2 separate regions of the Homo sapiens genome follow, and region 2 is linked to region 1. The links are chromatin contacts, found by Hi-C or POLR2A ChIA-PET in ENCODE. All regions are on one chromosome and are shown on one strand. The core of a region is the stretch at or near the end of the contact, and the rest is flanking DNA. Distances in the headings are between cores, read along the strand shown.

Region 1 (7,089 bases), core at 324-2,823:
CCTGAGCGAGAGCCATTGTTGATCTGTTCTATTTAACAAAGAAGTGATGAGTTTTGGGAAAGGGCAAGGGATTGTGGGGATAAGAAAATGAATGAGCCGTGGCAGTCTCCACAAAGCTAACAGGCTGGCAGGGTGGTGGGATATTGAGAAAAGTAATAGCAACAGAATACCAGGTACTCAGGTGCCTGAAGGCCTTGGCACCTGTCTTTCACTTTCACCTTTATTCCCCACCCCCAGGCTCCAGGCTTACCTTTCAAGATGCAATTCAAGTCTTGTTTCTCCTAGGAATCTTGCTTGGAGGGGATGTTCCCTTAACTCCCAATGCTGCCTTCTAATTTCACTGTCTAATGTCATAGTGTCTGTGTCTCCACTTCCTCAACCCCCCTCTCACAAGACTGCAAACTTGAAGATAATGATGGCATCTTATTTGCCTTTGTAGCCTCAACTTCTAGCACAGAGCCTGTACATGGTATAGAACACAGTGCATAGTGGGTGATGAATAAATATTCACTGAAATAATAAATTAGAATGTGGGAAAAGTACTTAGAGAGCAAAGTAAAGGAAGAACTAGCTTTTAGAGGGCTTTCTGGAAGATATGACATTCAAATAGAAACCTGAAAGATAGGGACAATGATTCTGCCTTTTCAGCAGAGTCAGCTATTATGGCTAGTTGAGGGGAAATGGCACCCTGGGTGGTTATAGAGGTAGAAGAGTTGGGCTTTGGAGAGGATGGGCTCTTCTACTCTGTGACCTCCACTGTAGCCATTTTTCCTTCCCCCATTCCCAAAGAAGTAAGAGAATGAAGGTCTAGTGGGATGCTCAGGTTAGTGACCATGCTGCTGCACTAACTTCCATCTTTTCTTCTGCCTTGCTGCCGTCCTCTACCTAGATCTGGTCCAGGCTCCAGGAAACTAGTAATAGGTCCAGGCCCTGGAGGAATTAACTGTCTTCAGTACAAACAGGCAATGTCATTTCATGTGAAGGAGTGGCTTTCACAGAGGCATGGAAGTGTGGAGGAGAAGTTAGTTGTCCAGAAGTGCCTCTGGGTATTTTTTGTAGAGTCTTTGCTTCGCTTCCCCATGAGTGGACATTCAAACCACTACCATGGAATAGGGAGTCCCCCAGAAGAAACCCAAGAGATGGAGGGTGGGTGGAGGGGCTGGGAGCCAAGGCTCCAAGCTGTAAGACTGTGGAGCAAGCCTCCTCTCCTCTCTGGTCCTCAGCTTTCCCCTCTGTGAAATGAATAAGTTGTACTAGCTCATCTCTAAAATAATCTTAATAATCTTTGCCAGCCCTATCATTCTAAGACTGCTCATTTAAAAGTCTGGCTAAAAAAATGTCAGTGAATAACATGTAGATCAGCATGGCCAGAGTGAATCACTTCCATTTCTCCCTCCCTGCCTGGCTCAAATCACAATGCACATATTAAACCCATTCTGAAAATAAGCGTGGGGGAGAGGTCTCCGGGAAGTAAGTAAACCTCTTCTGAGTAATCTCTCTCTGACCACTCTTTCCTACCGAGACAGAGATAAGCACACATTGTTTCAATCAGGCCCAAGTTCCATTTCTTTATCTTAAAACTATCTTCTGCCACATTATAAATAATCAGCTTACTGGTGAGCTAGGCCAGGCATGTGGGGTAGGGATGTGTGTGGGGGGATGTGTGTGTGTGTGTGCATGTGTGTGAGAGTGGAGGTTCTGGAGATAGTGGACAGGAGCCAGGAAGCAACCTTGATCCTTAAGCAGCCCAGAGAAATGAGATTACCCCTGGCCTATCAGACCAAGGAGCCAGCTGCTGGCAAGAGAACCTCAGGTTAGGGTAGCCAGATAATATGTTGTTCAAACCAGGACATGGCTCAGAATGAATGGGATCGCTGCTAATAATTACACTGGAAGAACAGGCACAAACCAGTATCATCCTGGGCCAACTGGAACATGTGGTCATCCCAGCCTCAGGGTTCCAGGGTAACAAACATCTAGGATTAAGAGGTCCTTGCATTCAGTTGGGCAACAAGATTTTATTTCAGATGGAGAAGTGGCTTCATCCCCCAGCCCTCATCCCCCAGCCCTCCTCCCCAGCTTGAGACTATCCCACAGCAGGCAGCCAAATGGTTTTCCAGCCCCAGCTTACATCCCCAAGTGGGAGGACCACCTTTCCTCTCCAGCAGGACCTGTTAACATCATTTGTGGAACCCAGTGTAAAATGAAAATGCAGGACTCCACATTCAAAGACTTAAGAATTTCAAGACAGTGACAGTAGAGCATTAGAATCAAGGATGAGGCCCTTCTGAGCCTGAGCCCTGTACACAGGGCCTGTGCCCATGAGGCTGGACCTGCTCCCTAAGCAGCCTGTGCCGCATTTCAAGAGCACAGACTCAGAATGTACTTTCCTTCCTGCCTGCCTTCTGCCTGCTTGCTTGCAGGTTTGCCTCAATTATATTTTTAATTTAATATCTTGAATGTGTAATATGCTCACTTGGCTTAAAAGTTAAACAACATAAAGTGCTATGTAGTTACAAAGTATTAGTTCCACTTCTCCCCCCACCATTCCCAACATCCCTTATCCCCTTCCCATAGATAACCACTTTTTGTTTTTTTGTGTATCCTCTCAGGGTTTCTTTCTGCAAATAGAAGTCTATATTTTTGCCTTTTTCCCTTTTTTAAAATTCAGAGGTTGCATACTAAACAGGTCTTCTGTGCCCTGCATCAGAACTTGCTTCCTGGTATCCAGGACAGTAGCCACCCACTCTTCTCACCACCTTTGGAACAAGGCCATTTCTTCCCTGGAAAAGCCCTGCAGAAATGTAAAAGCAGAGACTAAACTCCCACCTACCCCACTTCCTCCAGCCTCCGCCTCTTTTATCTAGACTATTCCTTCAGCCATTCCTCACAGAGTGTGATGTCTAAACTGATCCTGTTTGCAACTTTCTGAATGTGTGAGGCCCAGAGCTGGCCAATTGACCCACCAAAGGTGGGCTGCTCTGCTCACAGCAGAAAAAAATTGATCTCCTCCATCATTCTCGTCACCTGACCTCAATGCAGCCCACTTAATGATAATTATAGTTCCACTGGAAATTGACTCTGTGCCAGGAACCATGCTATGTATCTATAAACATCACATTGAGCCTCATGACAACTCTGGGAGATAGGTCTTATAGTCCCTCCTTTACAGATGAGGCATCTCAAGGTCAGAGAGGTAAAGTAACATACAAAAAGTCACCCAGCAAGTAAGTGTTGAAAGGATTCAAACCAAGGTTTGTCTAACTCCAAACCATGCTCTTAACAAGACCACAGTCTCACCTCCCCTCTCAATCTCTTTGGGGTCTTTTGATGAACCAAATAATGGGACTGAAAGCTGAATGCTTCCCCCAAAGACTTCCTCACACACATGCTATTAACTATGAACTTTCATTTGGGTAGTTTTTCTTGGGCATGATGAATGCTGTTTCTTTTATTACCTGTTATGTTATTTAAGAGTTTCCACCTTGACTTTCAAGATAATCTCGTTTCCATGCTTTAAATATCAACCGAATGTGTATCTTTAGCCTAGACTCCTCCTCCAAATTATAAACTTCTGTTTCCAACCATTTGTTGATATCTCTGCTTGAAAGTGTAGCCTCTCAAACGTAACATAACTAAAACAAAACTCATAATCATGACCCCAAATCCATTATCTTTCCAAAGTCTTCCCCATCTCAGTAAATGGAGTGATCTACCCACTCGCCCAAGTTAGAAACTAGTGTCATCTTTGATTCTCGCCTTTTCTTCATCTTCTGTGTCTAAATCACCAACAAGTCCTGTTGGTTCCACCTCCAAAAATGTCTCCCAGGTTCACTTTTCTCTCTACTCATAACCTTAAGTCAAGTCCCCAGCATCTCCCCTCTGAGCTGCTGGGATACCCAGTTTACATTTCTCCTTGTTGCCACTCTTGCCCCCTATACAATAGATCTTTGAGAGCATCATTGTGTTCCACTTAAAACCTTCTTTTTATTCCTAAAATAAAATCCAGAGCTTTGACCATGCCTACAATACTCCCTTGTCTGGGATCCACTCTAGCTCACTTCCTACCCTTCTACTCACCATGCCCCAGCCACACTCTCAGTACCTTGGTCTCATCAGGCTCGCCCTTGCCTTTGGCTTTTACACATATGCTCTTCCCCTTCCTGGAATGCTCTTCCACCCACTTTTGACATCTTTAGGTCCAATCTAACTCACTCTCCTGAGGGGCCTTTTCTGACCACCTTATCAGAATTCATGCCTTGGTATCCTCTCTCAAGGCGTCCTACTTATTTATACCTGACAGAGCACTTATGACCATTCCTTTTTGGTTGTTTTGTTTGTGTTTATTGTCTATCTCTTCACCAAACTAGAAGCTCCATCAGAGCAGAAACCATGTCTTTTTCATGCATTGTGGTACCTCCAGCAGTAAGCGTAGTGCCAGACACATAGTGCAGCAGACTCTCAAGTACTGTGGAATTAGTTTTTCGCCTTTCTCTGGTTCTTCCATGTAATAGGCTTTACTAGAAAGCTGCAATATAATTTTTATTACCTGTTGTTTTAATTGAATAGGTTTTGCACTGTGGGAGAGTTGAACAATAAAAATGTTTCTTAGAATACATACACACACACACACACACACACACACACACACTAAATGACTTTTTTTCTCATGAAATCAGCAGTGTAGTTTTTCTCTATAGGTTAGTGATCCACAGTATGAAATGGAAAGAGGTGGCCTCTAGCATTCCTCGTACCTAAGGAGGCAGTAGAGCATCATTGGAGAATAATTCCTGCGTCACTCAGTGCAGCAAAGGTGTTTGAGATTGCAGTGGCTTAGACCATGAACTTGGAGCCAGACTGCCTGGGTTCCAATCCCAGCTCTGATTCAATTCTTCATCCCTACAATGAGTTGATAAAAAGCAATGCCCACCTTCTATGGTTGTTGTGAGGATTCCATGTGTTAACACACAGGGCCTGGCAGGCAGTAAGTCCTTAGTGATCACTAGCATCATTACTGTGCTGCACTTCTTACAGAGACTTTTTTTCCCAATGGCCTAATGAGATATTTATGTTTCAGTTTAGTTCAACTAACACTTCCTGTGCCCCTCTGCCAGGGCCTGGAGATACAGGGATGAGTGGATCCTAAAGGGGCTCCCAAATTCTTAGGAACACTTTACAACTGTGTAGAGTGAAACAATGAAGTTAGTGCAGGGGCAGAGGCATGTCCAGGCAGGAGAGCATTAATCCCATGGAGACCTATCTGCAAATCCACTTCACTTAGCCTTCCTGGTTATAAAAGTCACCGCCCCTGGCCAAGGCTACAGGTGTGGTAGATTAAGGCACTCTTGCCCACTTTTGCCCATCTTCTTGTCTCCCAGAACCGGCTTTCTCTGTGGTTATAACTTGATTTGCAAACGGCAAGTGAAAGGCAGTTCTCCCTGAAAAGAATCCTGTTCATGCATCACCCAGGATCCTGGAACAGCTGCCTCCTCTCTAAGCAGAAGAGCCCTGGTGGCCTCTGTGCATGAAGACCATTTGGGGCCTAATGAAGTGCAAAGGTATTTTGTGCTCTGGACCCAGGAGTGCAACAGTTACTGGCTGCTGAAGGCAGACATTAAGGAGAACCATTTTAATTGATTAGAATGTGCATATGCTGTATTGGTTTCGTCTGAGGGCATTTTGGAACAAATAGCACTGTCATTGTGAGCCTTAATTAGATAATAAATTAATAGATAAATGGATTCCAAAGTTCCGGTGGCCTCTCCTACCCCTGTGCCAGCATTAGCATTAAGAAAGAGGCTTCCTCTCTATCACCAGGGAGGTGTGGGGAGGAAGAGGGAACTGGCTGTGCCTGGGCCATGGTTCCTAAGGTTCTCTTGGCTCAAGCATCATGATGACAACATCTAAGTTAGATGCTGAGGAAAAGGGCAGCTTTTTGTTATAGTCGAAATGGCACAGGACATGAGTCCCAGGCTCACTCACTTCTTTTGTTATCTATTCTTTTAATGAATATTTGTGGACTGCCTACTGTGTGCCACAGACTGTGCCGGGCTCTGAGGATACAGATAACAAGAGTTCCTGCCCAGAGAAAACAAATCAATAAGAATGTCATAGACTTTGTTAGGTAGTCAAAAAGTGACTATAGAGAAAAAATTAAGTAAGAAGAGGGGCAAATCGGGAATATAAGATGGGGAGTGAGCAGGGAGGGAGGGTGCAATTTTAAAGAGTGGTTAGAAAAGTGACTCAGCTGGATCTCTGAGGGCCTTGAGGGCCACTGCGGGGGCCTGGGCTCTGGCTGGGATGCAGTTGAAGAGCCTTTGGAGGGTGCCCAGCAGAGGAGTTGTTATACTTCCTCTAGGACTTCCTGGTCTGTAATTTTAGTATGTGTTGGATCTGGAATGGCTGACTCATGGCAGGCAAGGAGCTGCTGCTTTCTCCTGCACCCTTGGGTGATCATAACCATCTTTCCCATGAGCCTGATTTGGCCTTGGAATCTTGTTCATCCAGCCTTCCAGGAGCTCTACCAGTCCCTCCCTGTTGGCGCTCCAGAGGAAGTGTGAGATTCCAGTCACTTCCCCACCCCATGATTGGGCTGCTGGGCTGCGCCAGGCCTGCACCCATGAGGCAGATGGAAAGGCAGTGGGCCTGGTGCCTGCCCAGAGAACACAGTGAAGGGGGTTGGGGGAAGGAGCTTCAAAATATAACAACAGGACAAGTCTGATAAGCAGCATAGAAAGACTTAAGGGGATTAATTCTGCCTGGGAGAGGGGCACACAGAGCTTCCCAGAGGGGGCAAATTGGAGGGTATCTGGAAAGATAGGTAAGATATTAACAAGGAAGAGCCTGAGAAGACGTTGCAAGGAATGCGGGAGGTGGAAATGGGTGGAGGATAGTCTGGTGGCTGGTGTTGGTGAAGGATCTAAGTCAGGAAATACCAGGAAGCACTTAACCAGCTCTCGTGCCCCCTGAATGTTGCCATTTCCCGAATGTCTGAAAGAGGCACCATAATATCAGCCACATTGAGTATATTAGGATAATGCCAGTTATTAGTAGGAAAGCCATTTCCAAGGACTGCATAAATCTTGTTCG
Region 2 (6,731 bases), core at 1,866-4,365, 69 kb before region 1:
CATAGGCAGCTCGCCACCTGCCTTTCTTCTGCACGGGTGTCTGCATGTTGCATTTAAGCAGGAAGCATCAGTCACGCTGACAAATATCTGTGCCCTCAGGTGGTGTTTGTAACCAATTAGAGGTTTGGCATTTATTCTCAACTGCCTGTTGTTATATTTTTCAAATAGCCAAGTATTTAAATAACATCAGCCTGATTGCTCCTGCAGATTCATAGCCCTTGTCCTGCACCAGGGAAATCCTCTTGCAGACGGCAGCTGCAGCCTTGTGGAAGGGACATTGGGCATCAGAACACTGTAGTAGAGTCCGAGCTCTGCTCCTTGCCAGCTAGGTGACCTTGGACAAGTCACTTCTCCTGGTGCAGGCTTAATTTCCTCAACAAGAAAAACATATATTTGTATAGTGCTTCACAGCTTCAAAGCCACATCTGCCTGCCCCTGTGACATTTCCATCTAAATGTAGCTGACCTTTATCACCTCCATGATATAGCTAAAAAAATGGAGGCTCTCTGTGTGGGGCTTTGAATCTCAGCTCCCTTAAGAAGTGCTGTGATGTAGAGCAAATCCTTGCCCTCTGTGATTCTCAGTTTCTATAAAATGGCAACACAACAGCACACAAATATCACCAGACACCTAGTGGGAGCCCAGCAAATGAGAACCACTGTGTGTACTTGTTATTGGTGTATTAGTGTCATTCGTCTAGCATCACAAAGCCAGGTCTCAAAGTCAGCTCTCTTGAGCCAGACCCCACACTCTTGCCTGCGGCCATTGGAATGCTACTAGTCTGTGGGCCAAACATTAAGTAGCAAGGATACTACTTGCTATTCGCTCACTGAACCATTGGGATGAGGATATGAAACCTGCTTCTTTGGGTTAGCTGGGGCAGTGTGATTGGCAGTGCTGTGTACATCATGAAGTGCCAGGTCCAGGTAAGGACTGGGCACTTCCCTCTGGTGAGGTAGATCCAATTACTTGCTATAGACCAAATTATAAGCCCAGACTCTTTCTTTTAGATTATGCTAAAAATCATTCTCTGGGCCCTTCCTGTTTCCTGTTTAGCACCAGGCTCTGACTTGAACACCCTTTCCTTGCGCTCGTGGAATGGGAGGAGAAGGAAGCTAGCAGGCCAAAGCAGGCACAACTTGGGAAGGTCGAGGCAAAAAGGGCCAGTTTCCAGCCATCTAGCCTGTTGTGGGGCCTGGCCCTCTTGGGGGCTAATCCCCTTTGTGATGCTCCCTTGGAGCAGGCACAGAGTCTAAGCCAATTAAAACCCTCCCTTTGAAGGTGGTTCAGGTTTCCCAGAGAGCACAGGCCTGCACAGTGACCCAAGGTAATTGTTTCAAGGATTGCTCTCCTCTCCTCCCTGCTGGCCAGAGCTGGAGGAAGACCAGGGCTTTGTCTGGGAAGGCTCCATCACATTTTCCCGCTCCAGACCCCCAGATGACCATGTGGGTCTGCAGGAGAGGCAGGATGGCAGGGATATAAACAACTGACCATCTTACAGATGAGGAAAGTGAGGCCTGGGATGGCTATGCAGGGCTGAGATTCAAACTGCAACATACCTGCTCAAAACTGGTGCCTGCTCTGTCTTTCTAGGACAAGAACCAAACCCTTGTCACCTTCAATCCCAGCACAGATGGGGCCTATAGTAGGTTTCTAGTACATATTTGTTCAGTGATGACTGAATAAACAAATAATGCTGAACAGGAACATTCGTCTTAATGCAATAGTGTGAATGGGCCGGAGAAATCCAGAACTGCATCTGGGCCGGAGTGAAGTATTAAATACTTGATAATACTTAGCAATAGTAGTCATAATAAACAGCCAAGTGCGAAGCCTGTTCTAAGCTCCTTCTAACTCACTCAGTCCCCCCAACAACCCTATTGGGTAGGTCAATTATCTCCACTTCAAAGATGATATAGAGGAATAAAGAGGTTAAGTGAATTGTGCCTGGCACACAGCTGGGGCGCACAGAGCTGGGAGTCGAACCTTGGCTTCCTGACTGCAGAGCCAATGTCTGGGCTGCTATGCACCCCTTTCTTTCTAACAGGAATGTCTTCCTCTGTGAGGTTCAGATGGTGATGACCTTCACCCTCCCTGTCTCCCCGCAATACAGGGTCTCAGTGACATGAGATGTGAAGGAGCTTTCCATTAGAAACACCATACTAGACAATCTGGACCATTGCCGGCCAGCAGAGGCCAGGCTGGGCCCTAGATACCATCACCCTCTGGGTTTCAGCCCTGGAGAGAGCAAGCAGCCCCACTCCAGCTGGAGGAGCCTCCAAGACTGGTACATTTCACAACTGAGATTAAAGACCCATAAAAGCAGAACCGATGGAGTGACAGGCAGAGTGTCTTAATGAAAACAAATTTAGAACTACAATCAAGAGAACAAAGTGAGGATCGGGCCCTGGGAAGCCAGACTCCAGTGACCCAGGTGTAACATTAGCCAGCTGCGGGGCCAAGGGCCAGAGCTTCCCCACGGAAAGAACAGCCTGGGGCCCTCCTGGAAGGTAGAGAGGCAGCCACAGTTGCTGAGGGAGGCTCTGCTCAGCCCACAAGAGCCCACTGTAGTGCGTGTGCAGCCTGGAGGCTGTAGAGGAGCACAGCATTTGTCCTGTATACCCTGGTGACTGCTAGGAAGGCAAACAGGGCCTCCTCAGCTAGAGTCAGGGGCCCCTCCTTCACCCCCAGTGCAGAGTGATTAAGGACATTCTGAGAATGTCACCTCTGTACAGTGAGCTGCAGGAAGGACCTTGTAAAGGGAAGGGGGCATCTGAAACAGGAGAATGCAGAGCTCAGAGCTAACATCCCTCGATCCCTCACTAAGGAACATGCGACTGGGCCCAGGGCCGAGGACAGATCTTTTCAGCGCTTCTGTGTTTGTTAGATGGTTTTTTGTTTGATTTGGAAGCCTTGTAGGGATTTGAGGCTGGATGGTACAAGTTCATGCAGGACTTGTGCTAACAGCGATCTCTGATCCCAAGCAATAGGATTCCCATGCAGCATGTTTCTGCTCCAGCGGGGAGCTTGGTTTGATCAGAATCCTCTCAGCATGGGGACTGGCATTCCTCAAACATATGGAATTCATCCAACGACATTCCCTTCTAACTGGGGGGTAGTTAATCATTTCCTTGTCTGTCTCACCCTCGGAATGCATGGAAAATTTAAGGACATACCTCTGCACTCAGAGTCAAAAGAATTGGGCTTTATCTGAGTCCTGGTTCCTGCTTTTTGCTAGCTGTGTGACTTGGAAACAAGGCACTTTGCCTCTCTAAGCTTCAGTTCTTTATTTAATACAGGATCATAGCTACTCAGAAACATTTGTTCATTTGTTCAATTAGCCATTATTTATTAAGTGCCTACATTTGCAAGGACAGAAGCTTGGGTTTTATGCCGAACAAGAGAGACACAGTTCCCAACTCTGTAGAGCTTAGAGCATATAATTAAGCAACTACTTAAATATAATTTTGGTAAGTTATCAAAAAAAGGTACAGAATGGTAGATTAAATCACATTAAAATGTGTTAGAAATGTATAAGTTCTAAAGTACTATTTAAACACTAGGCAGCATTATCCTTATTACCCTCGTAATATTTCCTTTTTTTTTTTTTTTTTTGCGAGACAGAGTCTTGCTCTGTCACCCAGGCTGGAGTGCAATGGAATGATCCTGGCTCACTGCAACCTCCGCCTTTCAGGTTCAAGCGATCCCACTGCCTCAGCTTCCCAAGCAGCTGGGACTACAGGCATAAGCCACCACACCCAGCTAATTTTTCTATTTTTAGTAGAGATGAGGTTTCACCATGTTGGCCAGGCTGGTCTTAAACTCCTGACCTCAAGTGATCTGCCCGCCTCAGCCTCCCAAAGTGCTGGGATTACAGGCATGAGCCACCAGACCTGACCCAGTTCCTCTTATTTTTAAAATACCTTAATGATCTGATCCTCAGTTTCCTCCCCAGTAATATGGGAATTATAAAAATACCTATGTCAGCCAGCCTTTGCTATATAACATATCACCCTAAAATGCAGTGGCTTAAAATGACTGCATGTTGGTTCCTGTTTCCAAGAGTCAGTTATTTGGGCTGGGCAAAGCTAGGTGGTTCAGCTAGTCTCCCCTGGGTTCACCTGTGTGGCTATAATCTACCGGGTGTTGGTTGGCTCAGCCCTGTGGCTCCAGCAACAAGTAGGCTAGCCTGGGCCTCTTTATATGACAGCTGTTTTCCAAAAGCAGGGGGAGAAGGCAATCCCAAAGGCTCAAGTGTTTTTCATGCCTCTGATTCAAGTTTGCTAATATCCGCTTGGCCCACTGGCCAATGCAAGTCATGTGGCCAACCCCAGAGTTAGTGTGGGGGACTACACAAGAGTTTGGAAACAGGGAGGTATGATTCCTTGGGAGCCATTAGTATGGCAGTCTACCATCATGCCTCACTTCCAGAGTCGTTCTGGTGACTTAGTAATAAATACAGGATGCTGTGCTTGTGGTGTTTGTATGAATATTGGTGACTGTACATAGTAGATGTTTAAGAATTGGTCGGTCAATATGAATCTGAGCAGCTTGCTACCTTATTAAGGAAAAGTGACATTACACAGGAAATAAGTGGCAAGCAATTGGCCAAAACAGCATGTAAAGTGTGGGGTTATGGGTATATGCAGAGCAGTTTCAGGTAATAAGACTGCATCTGACTTCAATTTTCAACCTTGGTGTTTTACATTAGCCAAAAGAAACTTTTTCAGAGAAGAATGGCCAGGATGGAGACAACGTGAGTGAGGACTGAATCAGGGGAAGGCAAATAAATACTTCTCCTGGATAACAAGGCAACATTTACACCTATTGACTGAGTCTTTATTAAGTGCCAAGCATAGGATTGAGCCTTTCTATGCATCACCTCATTTGAGCCTCAAGACAACCCTGTAAGGTGGTATATACTATCCCCATTTTACAGATAAGGAAATTGAGGCTTAGAGAGTTTATCATCCAAAGTTGTACGAGAAGTATGTAAGAGATTCAGGGTTCAAATCAAGGTCTGCCTGACTCAAAAAAGCCTGACCCAAAAAAAAAACCCCCCTTTTTTTTTTTTGAGACAGAGTCTCGCTCTTTCGCCCAGGCTGGAGTGCAGTGGCGCGATCTCAGCTTACTGCAAGCTCCGCCTCCCGGGTTCACGCCATTCTCCTGCCTCAGCCTCCTGAGTAGCTGGAACTACAGGTGCCCGCCACCACACCCCGCTAATTTTTTTTTTTGTATTTTTAGTAAAGAGGGGGTTTCACCATGTTAGCCAGGATGGTCTCGATCTCCTGACCTCGTGATCCACCCGCCTTGGCCTCCCAAAGTGCTGGGATTACAGGCATGAGCCACTACACCCGGCCAAAAAAAACCCTTTTCTCTACATTGAAATTTTTGGGAACATTATAGTTCACATGCAATTATAAGAAATAACAAGAGATAGCCTGTGTACCCTTTACTCAGTCTCTCCTAATAGTAACATTTTACAAAACTATAGCAAAAGAACAGATAACACAAGCAGGATGTTGACGTTGATACAATCCACTCATCTTATTCAGATTCCCCATTTTACTTGCATTTATCTGAATGAGTGTGTGTGCATGCATGTGCGTGTTTACTTCTATACTATTTTATCACATGTGTAGGTGAGTATATGCAGTCAAGACAACGAACATTTCCATCACCATAAGTTTCCTTCGCAGTCCTCTTTTATAGCCACACCCACCTCCCTCCCACCCCTACCCCATCCCTAACCCCCTAACTACCACCAATCTGTTCTCCATTGCTAAAGTTTTATCATTTTTCTTTTAAACATGTTATATAAATGGAATAATGTAGGATGAAAGCTTTGGCGATTGGCTATGTGTTGACTCAGCATAATTCCCTGGTGATTTATTGGTAGCATTAGTTCATTGTTTTTTATCACGGAGTCATATTCCATGGCATTCTGTCATTGATTTAACTGCTTACCTGTTGAAGGATATCTGGGTTGTTTCCATTTCTCGGCTATTATGAATAAAGCTTTTATGAACATCATTGTACGGCTTTTTGCATGAACATAAGCTTTTATTTCTGAGGGATAAATGCCCAAGAATACAAGCGCTAGGTTGTACAGTAATTGCATATTTAGTGTTCTAAGAAACTGCCAACCTGCTTTCCAGAGGGGCTGTACACTTTTATATTCCTACCAGCAATGTATGGGTAATCCAGTTTCTCTGCATCCTTGCCAGCATTTAATGTTGTCACTATTTTTTATTTCAGTCATTCTGATAGGTGTATGGTGATAGCTCACTGTGGTTTAATTTGAATTTCTCTGATGGCTAACGATGGTGAATATCTTTTCATGTGCTTATTTGCCATGTGTATATATCCTTTTTGGTGAAATATTGGATCACGTCTTCTGGCCATTTTCTAATTGGATTGTTTGTTTCTCACTGTTGCATTTTGAAAGTTTCATATATATATGTGTATACACACACACACACATATATATATATTCTAGATACTAGGCCTTCCTTTGTTAGTATGTGGTTTGCAAAAATTTTCTCCTACCTGTAGCTTGCCTTTTCCTCCTTTTAAGGGTATTTTCAGAGCACAAGTTTTCAATTTTGGTTAGGTTCCATTTATCAAATTTTCCTTTTTTGATCATGCCTTTGATGTAAAGCCTGTGTTTTTAACCATGGTGCTCCACTGCTTCCCAGAGCCTGGAGAAGAGAGGTCTTGGTTTGGGAGGA

Evidence for each region. Hi-C counts contacts between places; a loop is a spot of excess contacts on that map. ChIA-PET counts read pairs that join two places held with the same protein, here RNA polymerase II (POLR2A). Pooled maps may share reads with other maps.
Region 2: a loop to region 1 is called in a map of endothelial cell of umbilical vein, with 6 times the contacts of the local background. The contact joins two enhancer-like sites. A Hi-C loop is called at or near these places in 1 of 168 maps with a recorded cell type or tissue (endothelial cell of umbilical vein) and 1 of 50 pooled maps. POLR2A ChIA-PET finds 5 or more read pairs at or near these places in 2 of 52 experiments (AG04449 and OCI-LY7).

What each region holds. Positions count from the first base shown.
Region 1 is chr11:79,013,040-79,020,128 of GRCh38, reverse strand. The region is part of intron 6 of TENM4 (teneurin transmembrane protein 4); the gene reads left to right. Among named protein-coding and RNA genes, the nearest start is that of TENM4-AS1, 77 kb to the left of the region's middle. Within about 2 kb of position 1,573, at least 4 of the 41 ENCODE cell types and tissues checked have a DNase peak (open chromatin) inside an H3K27ac peak, as active enhancers do; they include endothelial cell of umbilical vein, where a contact is called at or near this core.
Region 2 is chr11:79,083,720-79,090,450 of GRCh38, reverse strand. The region is part of intron 4 of TENM4 (teneurin transmembrane protein 4); the gene reads left to right. Among named protein-coding and RNA genes, the nearest start is that of TENM4-AS1, 6.2 kb to the left of the region's middle. RefSeq lists an enhancer at 2,657-3,379. Within about 2 kb of position 3,115, at least 2 of the 41 ENCODE cell types and tissues checked have a DNase peak (open chromatin) inside an H3K27ac peak, as active enhancers do; they include endothelial cell of umbilical vein, where a contact is called at or near this core.